Regions from separate parts of the Mus musculus genome. Here region 1 is linked to region 2. The links are chromatin loops, found by intact Hi-C in ENCODE. Cell type or tissue: left cerebral cortex. All regions are shown on one strand. Each heading gives the region's core, and the rest is flanking DNA. Links, peaks and the distances in the headings are about the cores only.

Region 1 (8,334 bases), core at 273-8,272, 51 kb after region 2:
GGACTTCAGCTGCTGGTTCATGCATGGTGTCTGCCTGCCTAGAGGGCTGCTCTGCAGCTGCTGAGTTGTATTTGGTGTTTGTTATGGGACTGAACTGCTGTCCAAAAAGATCAAACTCGTTCCCAAAGAACCATTGCTGAACAGGTCTACTTCCTCCATATCCTAATACCTTTTCTCTTCCACTTCCTCTGATGAGTGGAGGGCTAGAGGAGAGGTTGAACCCTTATTAAAATTAAGTTGCAAAAAATTTATGCCTACAAGGACTTTTCCTGTTTTAATTAGATCAGGCAGGCGGAGACTTTTACTCTGAATAGGTAGACCCTATGTTCCAATTCAACAGAAGGAACCCCCAGGAAATAGAACTTCAGCCATTAATAGTCCTTAAGATTGAGTAGTCAAAGTCTTAGAGGAGGAAACTGAGGCCGGATAGAATGACAGGAAAATGAGGAATGGCAGGCAAAGGGGTTCCCTTATCTCCGATGGCTAAGAACCAAGAGTTCTCACAAAAAGAGCCAGGCAGATGGCTCAAAGGATAAAGATGCTCACTACACGGCCCTGATCTTTGAGTTTGATCCTTGGAACTTATGGACAAAGGTGGAAGAAGAGAACAACATAGAGTCATCTCTGACCTCTACATACATAGTGAGCTACGTGTGCACTGGCAGTCTGAATGAGAAATGTCTCCCACAGGTTCACATACTTGAACACTCCATCCCCCATTGATGATGCTGTCTAGGGAGGTTATGGAACCTTTAGGAGGAAGAATGCCACTCTGGCAGGCTTTGAGACGTCATAGCCCTATTTCCCTTCCTCTTTACTCTCTGCTTTGGCTTGTTCTTGGAACTGTGAACTCCTGCTACCTACTGCTGTGACTCCCTGCCGTTATGGATTCTCTCTTCAAAACTGTAAACCCAAAGACATTTTCCCTTCTATATATTCTTTTTGGTTATGGCATTTTATCAGAACAATAGAAAGGAATCCCAATTTGTCACACACCAAACATGCACGTACATTTTATAAATAAATACAATTAAAATTCAAAAAGGAAATCTCACTTAGGAGCCATGTCTATAATCAAAAAGATGTCCTGTTGATATTCCTGTGACCTTGAAGAGTCTTGTCTAAGTCTAAGCCTGTAAATCTCTAAGTGAGATTCATGGGCATATAGCCACACAACAGTTTCTCCCTCCCTCCCTCCCTCCCTCCCTCCCTCCCTCCCTCCCTCCCTCCCTCCCTCCCTCCCTCCCTCCCTTCTTTCTTTCTTTCTTTCTTTCTTTCTTTGACACAGGATCAATGTCTAGCCCTGGCTGTCCTGGAACTCGAGATGTAAACAAGGGTGACCTGGAAATCACCTTGCCTGGCCCCACCTGACAATCTTAGTCATTAAGGAAGGTCTTGTAGATAAGCAGCAGCCGATCTAGCTGTAGTGGTACACTCCCACAGATTCAGGAGGTGGGGACAGGAACATCAAAAGTTTGATGTCAACAACATGTTAAAGTTTGAGCTATATAGTATTACATAATTTTTTAAAAGTAATCTCTTCAATTTTTTGAGCATATGACTTTCAATGCCACCTCAACTGTATATGTGTATGCCATAGCACTTGAATGAGTGCCTTGAGAAGCTTGTATTCACATCCTCCTGTTTTCCTTTACATGTTAGCTATCATTTCTTCTTTAAGGCAGGTTCTTGTGTTGTCCAAGGCTAGCCTTGTATATAGCTTGAGCTAGCCTTGAACTTCAATCCCTTCTGCATCCACCTTCTGTGTTCTGGGATTATAGGTAAGCACCACCAAGCCCTGTTTTAAACAGTAGGTTTGCTACCTAAGAAAAGGGAATGAACCTCTCCCCCACACAACCCAACTCTCCCCAGCTCTTCTGGCACACAGAACCCTCATCTGTAGGTCTCTTGTTGTGCTTTCTTATCAGAATCAGGCTCACCGGTGCATATTATTTCTTAGTTTCTGGATGTAGGCATATTAATAAAACACATCTCACTGTCCCTGTTTCATGTCCATCTGTGGGATGCATAACTGAAGCAGCATGCTGAGGTCAGGATCATCTTCAGAGGGAATGAAGGGGCACTAGGGCTGGATGGATGCAAGGGTAGAAAAGAAGCCTGGGGTGAAATGATGGGCCCTGGAGGCAGAGTGGGCAGAACAAGTCCTTTGTTCTTCTCCTACTCAAGGGGCTACTGATGGTCAGTCTCTGACAGGGTGTTTCTGTGTTTTTGGTATCTTAGTCAAGGAATTGAAAAAAAAAAACCACACATACACATTTGCAAAGTGGTAAAGAAGCTTTAGTCAAAAGCAAAGTGACAGCACAGGTCAGGAAGTAGTGGGTTGGGTTGGAAGCTGGAGAGGTGGCTCAATACTTTGCATGGCTTGCTACTCTTGCAGAGGACAAATTTGGTTTCTATCACCTACATGTACACAACCATACATGCATTCCAGCCCTAGGGTGGATGCCCTCTGCTGGTCATCTCCAGCACAGCAGTGTGAAATGCACCCATCCCATCCCCCAGCCCTTTTACATGTATCTTTCAAAAAGGTTGACACAGGCAACATGAGACAGTTCAGGGCTGCCAATTAGTGTTTGGGGCTTCCTGAGTACAAGAGGAGGCGTTTGGTTGCTGGTTTTAATTGACAGGCATGGATTACTTGGGAAATAAGTCTTTGTTTCCTGAAATTAAGCCATTATGTTTCTGTACAAGCAGAAAATTCTGTATGTACAGTACAAACATTGGAATTCATGGGAGACAGCAGTCCCGAATCTGAGCTGAGGTGTTTCCGCAGCATCTGCTGGCCCTGTATCATATGACCCCTGAATACACAGTGCATGTGTTGTTTCAGAACCAAGGCTTCGTGAAGGGGTACAGTGCGGCATGGGCCAGCATGACCAGAAACACCTTGGATTTACCACACTTTTTAAAATAATTTTTGACCCTTGCATGTTTGGAAACCTTCTACTGCTGCCAATTATTTTCTGATCCGCAAATGGAGTCATGATATAAAGTTTAAGAAGCTAGGCTGCAGCCTATACATTTAAATTGAACTTAGTAATACCTAACTTGGGCTGGAGAGGTGGCTCAGTGGTTAAGAGCACCGACTGCTCTTCCATAGGCCCTGAGTTCAATTCCCAGCAACCACATGGTGCCTCACAACTATTTCTAAGGGAGTCTGATGCCCTCTTCTGGTGTGTCTGAAGAAAGCAATGGTGGTGTAATCATATACATAAAATAAATAAATCTTTTTAAAAAAATACCTAACTTTACTGGGTGTGTAGTCACCTAAACAGAACAACTAAATGAAAACACTGTATACTTATCCAAATGTATTTTTAGTTTATTAAAGATTTTTTAGTTCGTTTGCCTGCATAATTTGTATGTGTAGGGCTTCAGAACTCTTGTAACTGGAGGTGCAGACAGCTGGAAGTTCTCATACACATACATCATTCATACATAGAAACACACATGCACACACACTCTACTGACTTCCAAAGCGCCATAAGAAAATACTATCTCAATCATCTCCTTTGGTTTCTCATGGCAGAGGGGACTGTACTCCCATTACTGTGTTTTCTAGTTTCACATTCACTTTTTGCCTGTGCTTGTAGTACCCAGTGCTTGTAATAGTCTCAGACACCAGAAGGGTATTGGAGCTCCTGGAACTGAAGTTATAGGTGGCTGTGAACATCCGTGTGGATGTCAGGAATCAAATCTGGGTCCTTTGCTAGAGCAGTAAATGATCCTAATTGCCAAGCCATTTGTTTTTAACCTAACTGAACTCAGTTTATCCAACTTAAACAGGGTGCTTATTTTCTGATCGCTGTAAAACAAAATGGCTCTGCTCTGAGTTCGTTTGAGACTATAAGAACATCAACACCCGGGGGGGAGGGGGGGGCGCTGGGGAGATGGCTCAGCGGTTAAGAGCACTGACTGCTCTTCCAAAGGCCGAGTTCAAATCCCAGAAACCACAAGGTACAAGGTGGCTCACAACCATCAGTAATGAGATCTGATGCCCTCTTCTGATGTGTCTACAGTGTACGTACATATTATAATAATAAATACATCTTAAAAAAAAAAAAGAACAACACTCTATCTGCATGAAGGTCACAGAAAACACAAAACTTGATTAAAGAGCAGTATCACGAGTTGCGGGACTTGTCATTCTGCGAGCGCCCCACAGCAGTTTCAGCTTGTCATTGTTTCCTGTAACTTTACACATCCATATTTAATATAATTATCTGCTAAGATAATTTTTATAGATTTTGCTGTTTACCTTTAAAAACTATGTTGACCGAGGGTTGGACGGCTCAGCAGTTCAGAACACTTGGTTCTCTTGCAGCATCTCCAAATTTGGTTCCCAACACCCACGTGTCGTGTAACTTCAGTTCCAGGGGATCCTGAAGCCACCTTCTGACTGTTGTGGGCACCAGACACTCACAGGGTGCAGATACATACATGCAGGGAAAACTCCAATACACGTAGAAAAATGTACATTTATTTAGAGAGTGTGTGTGTAATGTGTGTACGTGTGTGCGCAACAGTGTGCTTGTGGAGGCCAGAGAACAACTTGCTGGAGCCGGTTCTTGCTTGCCATCACGTGTGTCCCAGGGATCGAACTCAGATTGGCGGCAGATGTCTGCCTGCTGAGCTATGTCGCCGGCTCCTACTTTGCTCTTAACCTGCCTCATCGAAGATCAGTTCCCCGCCAACTACCTCAGTAGATGCGGAAGGGGCAGACGAAGGAAAGTAACCATTAGCCAGGGTCTGCCTGACTCTGGGCCGGATCGCGTGCTGTCCAACAGCAGCGCTGGCGACAGCTGAAGAGCGAACGCTGGATTGTTCAGGTCCCCTTCCGTGCCGAGGCTCCGCCTCCTTGGCGCATGCGCTGTCAGGTGGCCGCACGGGGTGACGGGAGTCCCGCCCAGGACCCGCCCCCTGGCTAGTCCACTGCGGCCATGTGAGGGAAATAGTCTCTCTGTGTCCTCGGTTCTCGGTCGTGAAAACTCGGCCGGGACAAGGCTGCCATGTGCCGTACGAACTATTGTAGACCATCAGCACTGATGCCCGAAGCGGTGGTGTAAGGAGCGCTGTGCGGCGCGCAAGGCGGGAGGGTCCCACATACTCCCCTGCCGAGCTGGTGTGGTGGTACGTGCCTCAGGGCGCGCACGGCTCCCGCGCTCCGGGCCTCGGACGGGCGGGGGCGCGGGTCCGAGTGCAGCTGCGGCTGCGGGCCGGGCTGTGCCGCCGGGCAGTAGGCAGAGCTACGACGCTGGGCGCGGCGGGCCGGGTGACGCGGGGCCGGGCGCCGCCGCGCCGCCGCGATCATGTCGGAGCCGGCGCCCGAAGTTCCAGAGGAGCTATTCCGCGAGGTCAAGTACTACGCGGTGGGCGACATCGACCCGCAGGTACCGCCCGCGCGGGGCCCCTCTGCCGGGCCATTCCCCCCGCACGCCCCCGCCTCGTCGCGCGCGCGCCCTGCAGGACCCCAGGCCGGAGCCGCGGGGCACGCCGGGCAGCGAAGGGCCGCGGGAAGGGCCTCGCGAGCACCGACCTAGCGCAGCGGCCGGCCGAGCATCTTGCCGGGGCCCTGCTGAGCGTGTCCCTTGCCAAGGGGCCTGTCCTCCCGGCCCCTGATTTTTCCCTTAGGGTGGATTGTACGGTAGGTATGGAAGGTACCCTTGCTTACACGGTCACCGTGATTCGTGCGTGTGATCGTGGGTCTGAATCCATCCACAGGACAGTGGCTGTGATCGTGGTATCTTCAGGACAGTGCCCCAAACATTTCTTTTCTAAACTATGCTTACAGTTGTGTCGCCTTCGGTGTCTGGTAATGTAAGCTAAACGGGTCCTAAGGAAGGAATTGTCCAAGAGCCACTGAGCTTGGCTTTCCAGAGACTCATACTTGTATCCTAGTAACCAAAGTCCGTTGGGTCTTCGGTTGTGTGATCAGTGATTGTAGCTGACTTTTTCTAGTACCGATCACCCCACTACTACCACCACATTTCTTCTTTTACCCTTTCTTGTTCTTCGTTTTAGGACTTTTGCTCTTATAAGGGCCTTGGACTAAATGTCACTTAAAACCAAGAACACATTGAGCTGCGCTGTTTGCCCAACTATGTGTGAAATCTGAGTGCTTTAAAAAAATCCCCCTTGTAAGCCCTTGTATTCTGAAATAGTGCCTTCTTTAAAAGGTTTAGAGCCAGGGCACCCATTCTTTAAGTTTTGTAATACAGATTGAGGAAGCTCACAGGTGGTGAGCACCCCAGTACAGTCTGGGCATCGGGCCTGGTACACGGAGTGCCGTAGAAGAGTGCCCTTGAATACTGAGTCCTACAAATACAACAGGTGGAGGTGCTGGAGGTGTTGAGTGTTAAACGGATATTGAGTCCAAGAAGTTGTTTGTGTGGAGTGCGTGTGCTAGGCATTAAAGGCATTTGTGTATACTTGGCCCGAGTCCTGACGGTCACTGGGCATAGTTACAGTGTGGCTCCTGTGAGATGGAATTAGTAATGCGCAGTTTGAGGAGGTTTGAGTGTCCTTGCGAATACAGAGAAAAGATGGACAGCGCAGTCAGACTTGTTTCTGGAAATTTGTCATGAAGAGAAAGCCCTGGGACCTGAGAAGGCGAGGCCAGGGAGGGCTTGCTGTGTTCATGTTTCTGAGTGATGCGAGGCTAAAGCCGGTGGATGAAGTCTGTGTATGAAGGTAAAGTTACTTGGTCCAGGGAAGCCAGCTCGTGGCTGGGGACTGTCGGTTTTCCATGCAGTGGGTACAGACCTCCTCGGCTGCTCCAGTTCTGAGATGGTGCTTGCAGACTATTCGAGACTGCATTGCTTTCAGCTCTTCCTTGACTCCGGCCTGCACACCACTGTCAAGTTGTTCTCCTCTGATGCCTGGTGGCTGCCTCGTTGACTCTCAGAACTTTGACTCCCATCTGCAATAGGTTATCTCTGGAGAGCCACATTCCTCTCTCAATGTGACCGAGAGACTCTCACCAGATCACACAGGACCAAAAGTAGTGTGCCCACACTGAAACCCAGCAGTGCCTCTTCCTCTCTCTGCTTCCAGTCAATCCCTCCGAGAGATGCCCGCATTTCCATTTCGGCTTTTCTGCTGTGCTTACACCTTGTCTAGTTACTGTGTGATTAATTCTATTCCATTCTGTTTGCTGCTGACATTTCTCTAGTGACCTGCCTCTTCCAGTAGTGAGAGTGGTCACAGTTGTGTCTTAACAAGTACTCCCATGTTGATGTCCATCTGTAAGATCTGGTGGTGCTATCTTCATTTGCGATATCCTTCCCTGACTTAAGGAAAGACTGCTATGCATAGCACTAAAGACTACACTGACCATGACTTGCTGCAGGCCAGTGTTAAGTAGGATAACAGAGCCCATAAACTTTAGTCGCCTGCCTTAACTTTGGGACTTGCTGACCATGGTTGGATCTGAGTTCCCCCGCTAGGCCCTACCTTGGTATATATATTTTGTTTGATGAACATCTATAAGTTAGGATTCTCCTGGTGGGTCTCTGCTTCTAGAAACTTCCTAACAATAGTGGAACCAGTCCTCAGCCTTTGGGTTGGATACCTGGAACAGGTACTCTATAGAACTCAGCAGGTGCTGGTGTATGCTGTCTGTCTGGTGTATGCAGATGGCTATTAACTGGCCACCCCATCTCTGTGACAACTGTGAATCAGGGTTGCTGCATTTTATTGACTTTTCCACTCAGGAAAAGGACAGGGTATGTTTTTATTAAATGTTCCATTATAGTTAACAACTTATTTGAACAGTACTTTGTTATTAATTGTCCTGTTGGTTGTTTCCTTAGGTTATTCAGCTCCTTAAAGCTGGGAAAGCCAAGGAAGTCTCCTACAATGCCCTGGCCTCACACATCATTTCAGAGGATGGGGACAACCCAGAGGTGGGAGAAGCCCGTGAGGTCTTTGACTTGCCCGTTGTAAAGGTAAGTAGAAACCTGAGCCTCTGCACCAGGGCTTTCTGCCTGGCTTGCTGCAGGCCAGTGTTAAGTAGGATATCATCAGGTAAACAAAGCCCATAAACTTTAGTCACCTGCCTTCACTTTGGGACTTGCTGGCCAGATGGCTCAGTGGGTAAGAACACTGACTGCTCTTCCAAAGGTCCTGAGTTCAAATCCCAGCAACCACATGGTGGCTCACAACCACCTGTAATGAGATCTGACACCCTCTTCTGGTGCGTCTGAAATCAGCTACAGTGTACTTATGTATAATAATAAATAAATCCTTTAAAAAAGAAATTCCTGGGCATTGTGGGAATGCTCCCTCCCTGTCATTTCCTGCCAACTCTTCAGC
Region 2 (8,334 bases), core at 186-8,185:
CTGACATACATTCAGAACAGGTACTTCACAATTTCAGACTCACTGAAACTTTCCAGCTTTATTCACATTTTATCTTTCGATAACTGCTGTTGTTTGTGGACAGGAACCACTTGCTCTTGTTCCCTCCCCCCCCCCAAGTGTTGATATGTTAAATAATTGTTTACAGTTTTACTACAAATCTACCATGTTCTTACTACTGTCAATTAATATTACCCTGATTTGTGGTGCTGAAGTTTGAGAACAGTGACTCTCAGCTCCGAAGTGTGGATTCAGCTGATTTGTAAGGCCGGTCACCTGGACCTGCCAGAACGCTCAAGAGACAGATATACAGATTAGAAGCTCAATATGGTGGTGATAAAAATGCTCTGACTCAAGGCAGGATGATTGTTCTGTAGCTATGGTAACAAGGAAGCTTGCTGGTTGTGTAAACCTCTTCCACTGATCAAGGACAATGCAGTTTCCCCTAGCACAAGCTTGTGAAGGAGCCAGTCATCATTAACCCTCAGTCCTTACTCGGAAGCCAGCCAATCAAATCAGAGTCACCCTAAAAACCTGACTCTGAGAACCAATCAACCAGTCTGAGCCATAGCATCTCACCAGAAGGCATTCACTGGACCCCAGTCTCAGGCACCGGCCAGCTCATGCTTTTGTCCAGGGACTACTGGCTCTTTGGATTCTGGATGCTCCCTGAACTCTTACTGCTGGGTGGTGTTTTGCTCTTCCAGAATTTGCAAACAAGGATGTCCATGTGCCAGGCCATCGTGTTGAGCTGTTTGCTTCAAGTAACTAAAGCTTCACGTAGCAGTCTGCAGTTAGGTCTCGAATTAGGTCTCCCTCTCCCTCTCCCTCTCCCTCTCCCTCTCCCTCTCCCTCTCCCTCTCCCTCTCCCTCTCCCTCTCCCTCTCCCTCTCCCTCTCCCTTTCCCTCTCCCTCTCCCTTTCCCTCTCTCTTCAGAGAGCCAGTAGTCCCTGGACAAAAGCATAAGCTGGCTGGTGCCTGAGACTGGGGTCCAGTGAATGCCTTCTGGTGAGATGCTATGGCTCAGACTGGTTGATTGGCTCTCAGAGTCAGGATTTTAGGGTGATTCTTCTATCTTTTTTTATAGCTCTGGTTGTCTTGGAACTCACTATGCTGACCTCAAGTTCACAGAGATCTTCCTGCCTCTGCTTCCAGGGTACTGGAATTAAAGGTGTACACCACCATGACTAGCTTAGTTTTTTCTTTAAATAAATGGACTCAAAAGTAAGAAGTAAATGGACCTATAAACCTACCAACTTAGAAAGTATCCAACATGAAGCTAGACCTTTCCAAATAGTCTTAAAAAGTAAAGACCAGAGATCTATGCAAGATGTGGTTCTCTGGATACCCCTAAATAAACCTCTGTCCTCAGAAGTATGGGAGGCTACATATACCAATGGATTATCTATTATTTGCCTTTCATCTTTTTATATATGTCATGTATCAATTATATGTTATCTATCATCTATCACTGTCATCAATCTATATCTATCATAATCTATTAGCAGAAAGCTCCTTAAAAGAATCAGTATCTCTTATTAGCTTGAAGTCACTATTTAAGATCTGCTCAATGAAGTTATTCCAGAGGGAATGTAGTCACCTACCAAGCCCCCATCCTAACTTGAAAAGACATTTGCCTCTACTGTGGCTGCCAGTTTGCACTGAGTTAAAGCTGCCTCTAGCCATCACACTATAAAGATCAATTCATTTGATATACAGTTTGAAATTTGTCTGGGGTGGGCTGGAGAGATGCCTCGGAGGTTAAGATTACAGCTGTTCAGCTGGGGTGGTGGCACACACCTTTAATCTCAGCCTATGGAAGCAGAGGCAAGTGGGTCTCTGAGTTTGAGGCCAACCTGGTTCACAAAGTGAGTTCCAGGACAGCCAGGGCTACATAGTGAGACCACGTCTCAAAAAATAAAAGAGTACACACAGCTTAACCAACAGACCCAGATTTGATGCCAGTACTCATGTGGCAGACCACAACTGTAACTCCAGTTCCAGGTGATCCAACACCCTCTTCTGGCCTTTGTATGTATGTATATCAGGCACACACATGGTATACATAATACATACATACATACATACATACATACATACATATATACATATACACACACATACATATATATACACATGCATACATACATATATATACACATGCATACATACATATATATACACATGCATACATACATATATATATACATATACACACATACATATATATACACATACATACATACATACATGAAAAATACCTAAACACATAAAACACATAAAATAAAATAATTTTTAAAATGCAATAAAAATTATCTGAGAATATCGAGGTGGTTCAGTGGTAAAAACATTTGCCTCTAACATTGATGACCTGGAACCCATTGGTTGGAAACAGAGAACCAATTCCTGCCAGTTGTCCTCTGATTTACACACATGCACACACACACCCTACCCCACACACAGGCACACACACTGAAAAACAACAGATCAGGCAAGCTGTGAATCTCTCCAGTTGTCAATAGCTGGGAAATAGAGAAGAAGGAGAGAGAAAGTCATGCCGGTAATTGTTGTGAGCAAGCAGCTTGGGACAAACGGAGAAGGGGCTTCAGAGAGAAAGTGAAAGTGCCCAGAGTACCAATGAAAGCATTCAGTGAAAGCATTCATAGCCTTCAGCCAGTGTCTGAAAAAGAAAGAAAGAAAGAGAGAGAGAGAGAGAGAGAGAGAGAGAGAGAGAGAGAAAGAAAGAAAGAAAGAAAGAAAGAAAGAAAGAAAGAAAGAAAGAAAGAAAGAAAGAAAGCAAGCAGGGAAGGTCACATGGGGTTAACTCACAAGAGGCTGCACCAGAGAAGAAGATTCAGAAAAGGAAAGTACATTGTCTCATCAGGGGGCAACTTATCCCTCTGCTCTCCATTTTGGCTGTATGGAGTGCTAGGTCTCACCCCAGGCTAGAGATAGACCTTAGAACCAACTTCATCTTTCTTATATGGTCATTGAAATTCAGGGGAAAGCAAAGCTGGGGTTCCCATTTCTCATACCAGGAAAAGCAGAAGTGGACTCCAAGCTTTAGTAGCCTAAAGCTACTTAGAACCCAGTTCCCTGCTTCTTGGTGGACGCAGCAGAGTTTCCAAAATTCAGCTCTATGAATTCTGATCCTCGAAATTCTTTGGGGCCACCCTGCACTATTAGAAATCATCAGGCAGTCCAAACGTCATGCTTGGTGGAGGGCCACTGTTGGAGATGGGGAAACAGATAGCCTCCAACAAAGTTTGTTTGTATTCTAAAAACAAAAGGGATGCTTTTTCCTTCTCCTGCCTACACCTAAGCTTTAGTGAGTGGAAACTCAGCACACTCACATTGCCTTCACAAATAACCCCCACTCTCAGGCTTGTTTTTACATCAAGCCAGCACAACATATTCTACACATTCATTTAGACTAGTCTGCTGCCCCAGAGCCTAGCAACAGGAATCAGAGACTGTGTCCTTGTCTGATGTGACTTCAGTAGACAAGTGAGACTCTCAGTGATGAGTAGGGAGCTGGCTCCTTTTCATGGAGAACCCTGACTCACAGCTCGGATCTTCAAGGAGTTAAGGAGATGGCAGGCAGAGAAAGCATGGGTGGGACAGGGTGGAAGAAAGCAGGACTTCCATTTAGAGATTGTCTGCTTCAAATGCCAGCTGTTGGGAGCTGGGAAGCTGTCTGATGTGAAACTTCAATTTTCTCCTGCATATTACTCAAAGAGAAGGCAGTCAGGCCAAGTGGTCCTTAGTGGCGCCCATGGCCCAACGGGGCTGCAGTAAATAGACTCAGAAAGCATTGTTACAACCCACAAGGGAAGAGGACAGCACATGCAGTCACCATGACACAGTTGTCTTTAATCTTATGGTGTGTGTGTGGGGGGGGGGGTGGCATTACTAGGACACTGAAGAATGAAGAAGGACAGCAACCCAGAAATTATAGTTTGCAAGACAGCCTAGAAAACAACACAAATGGTATGCCTGCTATGTGGCACTCATCCTGTCAATCATTCTAATCTTCCCTCCTCCGAACACCCATGCAGAAAACTGCATGTTTGTTTGTTTTTCCTGAGTTACTGAGCCAGTGTCTCCAAGACACCAGCTTTCCCAGGTACTGCCCATCCACAGGACTTTAGTACCAAAGTGGACCAGGTAGAATGTGGATGGCAAACCCCTCATTTTTCAAGAAAGAAAACAATCCCCCAGACATTCAGTATGGGAGGGCCTCTGTAATTCAGTGCTTAGAGCAAAGGGAGTCTCTGGCTCTTGAGCCCCCCCTTCCTCCCTCATCTACCTCTCCCCAAACTGGAGAGTTTTACCTTCCACAGACATAAGGTGAAGTGCGCTGCAAGAAAAGCCTGTGAGATACAAGTGACGTATTTTCTAACGATCCTTATAGCACCCACCTCCACAGCTTCGGGTACGGGGGAGACGCTGTTGGTCTTCCTGGAGCCCATGCGGAATTTCGCCGCCCTGTAAATTTTCCAGTACACAAAGAGCACCACGCACAGCGGCAGGTAGAAGGCACCCACGGTGGAGAACACGGTGTAGGAAGGCTCGCGACTGACTTGGCATTCCTCACTGGGCTCAGAATAAGTCTCTCCCCAGCCAAATAGCAGTGGAGCCAGAGAGATGACAGTGGAGAGTGCCCAGGTGAGCAGGATCATCACATTGGAGACACGCTTGCGGGTACGGAGTGTGTACTCCAGGTGGCGCGTGATTGACCAGTAGCGGTCCAGAGCTATTGCTGTCACATTCCAGATGCTGGCAGTACAGCAGAGCACGTCACATGCGATCCACAGCTGGCATAGACGCCGGCCCAGCTGCCAGCGGCGCCCAGACAGCTCATGTACCAGGCTCAGTGGCATAACCAGCACAGCCACTAGCACATCCGAGATGGCCATGGAAGCTACCAGGTTGTGTGGTACTCGGTGGAAGGTGCGTACCTTGAGGATGGTAGCCAGCACCAGCAGGTTCCAAGTGAATGTGGCCGCAGCTAGAAAGCCCAACAAAGTCAGGACTAGCACTCGGAAAGCTGAGAGAAAAGGCCGACTAGGGCGCAGGACTTCCGTGTCCAAGCTGCGGTTAGGTTCCAAAGAGGAGGGAGTAGAGAGAGAAAAGGAGGTCAAGTTTACAGGCAGATCCATTGCTGTCCCAGGACACCTGTGTTTAGACTGTGTTGCCACCGAGCCCACTGAAGTCAATCTAGATGTTTGCGACCGATGGCCAATGGAGAGGATTTTGCTAAGAGCCAAGAACCTGGCCTCAGTCTCCACCCAGTCAGAGTCCGGAGGAAATTGTAGCAGAGAGGAGGGTGCTGGGCTACAAGCAGCGCAGCCCAGGTATCCTTAGAGATATGGAAAGCGGACTCAAGGGGCTGAATCTAGAAGCCAGGGCCCGCCTTTGCTATCACATGCCTGCTGTTCCTCACCTAGGCGGAGACTGTTGTCTGGTCGCCTGCAGCAGAGCATCCTTGAGGTCGGCCCCCGCCCAGTGCAGGGTGGATGCCCAGAACTCAGCTAGTGCGTCAGAACAGTCGCTGGTCCAGGGTTGCTCCTTGCCCACCTCCCCCCTCTCCCGGCAGTGGCTCCGAGGGGTGGGGGTTGGGGACTGGAAGCCACGTAGATACCTGCTTTCTGGAGATGGCCTTCTGCCCTGTCCTGATCTCTCTCCACCGTGCCTGAGGCTGCTGCTCCGAGAGGGCACGCTGGCGCGCCCACCCAGACCTGCTTTAGCAAAGTGGGGCTCCCGCACTACGTAAGGCATCAGCTGATGAAGCCGCCTCTCTCCACCCGGCTCTCTGCATGGGAGTATTCAGCACTGGCTTTGTGTGCAGCTCAGTGCTTGGCGCTGTCCACGGTGCCGCTGCCTATACCAGCACGCAGCTTGGTGTCTATCCACAGTCCCATCGCTCTTTACCACTGGGTCAGTGGCCGGGAATTAATTAGTAAACTTTCCTAAACCCTTCTTCCAGCACTCATGCTCCCTCTGAAGGTGATTTTGAGACTTCGAGCCATTTGCTTGAAGTACAGGTGTCCTGGGTTAGGCTAACTAACCAACCAACTAACCAACTAACTTCCTAACAGCCTACTGTTGTTCCCTTCCAGGTTTCCGTATGTGGTTGCCTCCTAACTCGGAGAGCTCGGTGGCCTCACTTAAAGAGTTGTTTGTTTTAAAGGAGAAAGATTGATGACTGTTGGAGATAGGGTGCTTGTTTCCTGAGCTTAGAAAGAGGCTTACAGGAGCCTCTCTAGTGACTCTACAGAAGTTTCTATGGAAAAGAAGCTGGAGGGAATGGCTCAGCCATTAAGATCATTGGCTTCCCTTGCTGAGAACCTGCTTTGGTTCGCAGGACTGACTCACACAGTGGCCCACAACTGGCTGTAACTCCATGTCCAGGGGATATGACACCTTATTCTGGCTTCCACAGGCACCATGTACACATACAAGCATGTAAACATACACATACAACAAAAACAAACCCTAAAGAAAAAAAAGAGAAAATCTCTACGGCACTTGAAATGCTTGAAACATGCTTGAAAAGTATTGAGACAGTCATGATGGTTCAGCCCTTAATCCTAGCACTTGAGCTTGGGGCCGGTGGAGCTCTGCAAGGTCAGGGCCAGCCAGGGCTACATAGTGAGACTCCGACTCAAAAAATAAATGAAATAAAATTTAAAAAAATTACCCATGCATGCTTGTAAAACTATCAAAAGGTCTGACCTAGGAGTTTTCTTTGTTTCAGTGTAAGAGTTGAGGCCCAGAGCTTTGCACATACTAGGCAAAGAACACTGTCATTGAGCTACAGCCCCAGCCCTCAAGGAGAGAAGCAACTGCAGAAAGCTGTCTCTCTGCATGTGCACTATGGCTTATGACACCCACATACACACAGTACACACAGGAGCTTGTGTGTGTGCATAATAATAATAGTAATACATAAATAAGAGGATATGGTAGTACACATCTGTCATCTCAGCACTGTGGGCTAGAGATGGGCAGGTCTCTGAAGTGTACTGGTTGTCCTGGCCTAGCTGGAGAGTTCCAGGCCAATGACATAAAATAATGTGGACAGTGCCTACAAAATGATCACAGAAGTTGCCTTCTCTCTCTCTCTCTCTCTCTCTCTCTCTCTCTCTCTCTCTCTCTCTCACACACACACACACACACACACACACACACACACACACACACACACACAATTAGCCATTGACCCTTGGTAGCCCCATCACCTTTCACTGGATTTTCTTGGATCAAATTTTTCTGCAACAATACTAAGGTAATATTTGCTTTTTAAAAATGTTAATAGCCATGTTGGTGGTATAAATGTGGGACATGCTTCTGTTAAGGAGTGCTATGTACATACTTACATATGTGTTGGCTAGAACTGGAAGTATTTTAAAATAAATAACAATGTTTTCCTTAAAAGAATTATGGACAGATAAGCTACCATTTTTCACACTTGCATATACAGCAGATATTTTCTTTCAAAGGAGTGAGGTAAGCCTTTAAGGAAAATAATTGCCAATATTTTAGAACATTCAAACACACCTTTAGAAATCTGGCAGCTTACAAGTACTTAGAGACCTGTGAATCAAGGTTGATGCTAAAGTTAATGAATGCAATTCTTTTTATGTGGGGCTGGAGAGGACTCAGGCTCAATTTCCAGCACCCAATGGCAGCTTACAACTGCCTGCAGCTCCAGTTCTAGTAACTCCAGTTCCAGAGGCTCTGATACCCTCACACAAATATACATGCAGGCAAAATACCAACGCACGTGAAATAATTTTTTATAGATTATACACATGTGGTCATTATATGCATATGTGGTCACATATGCATCAGATCCCCTGGATCTGAGGTAACAGGTGGCTGTGAGATGCCTGATGTAGATGCTGGGAACCAAACTCAGGTCCTTTGGAAGAGCAATACATGCTCTTAACCATTTAACCATCACCCCAGTCCCATGATGCTGCATTATAAATGTGTCACCATCTGGAAATTCTGAATAATTCAATAACCCAAATGACTATGGGTTGGTATGACAAATTCCTGAATGGGATTTGGTCCAGATCAAAAGGCAAAGTACCCATTAGGGTTCTTGTTTGTGTGTGTGTTGTTGTTGGGTTGGTATGACAAATTCCTGAATGGGATTTGGTCCAGTTCAAAAGGCACAGTACCCATTAGGGTTCTTTAGTGTGTGTGTGTTGTTGTTGTGTGTCGTGTGTGTGTGTGTGTGTGTGTGTGTGTGTGTGTGTGTGTGTGCAAGTGCTGCGGTACAGATGTCAAGGTCAGAGAACAACT

What was found. Peaks named below come from ENCODE experiments on the same cell type or tissue, not always from the same donor. Only the 100,000 strongest peaks of a DNase experiment are listed, where the experiment ranks them.
Region 1: a loop joins it to region 2, with 7 times the contacts of the local background. A loop is called at or near these places in 6 of 42 quality-filtered maps.

What each region holds. Positions count from the first base shown.
Region 1 is chr5:27,788,276-27,796,609 of GRCm38, reverse strand. It overlaps Paxip1 (PAX interacting (with transcription-activation domain) protein 1), which reads left to right and starts at 5,060. Exons shown (of 21, transcript NM_018878.3): 1 at 5,060-5,411; 2 at 7,833-7,967. The coding sequence starts at 5,331. In left cerebral cortex, for the core only: CTCF peaks have their summits at 2,473 (motif pointing left), 3,220 (motif pointing left) and 5,091; DNase peaks (open chromatin) are centred at 2,481, 4,967 and 5,432; H3K4me3 peaks cover 2,605 bases; H3K27ac peaks cover 1,675 bases.
Region 2 is chr5:27,839,295-27,847,628 of GRCm38, reverse strand. Htr5a (5-hydroxytryptamine (serotonin) receptor 5A) reads right to left here and starts at 5,682. Exons shown (of 2, transcript NM_008314.2): 1 at 4,440-5,682. The coding sequence starts at 5,180. In left cerebral cortex, for the core only: a CTCF peak has its summit at 4,741; DNase peaks (open chromatin) are centred at 4,554, 4,805, 5,547, 5,783 and 3 more places; H3K4me3 peaks cover 3,790 bases; H3K27ac peaks cover 2,019 bases.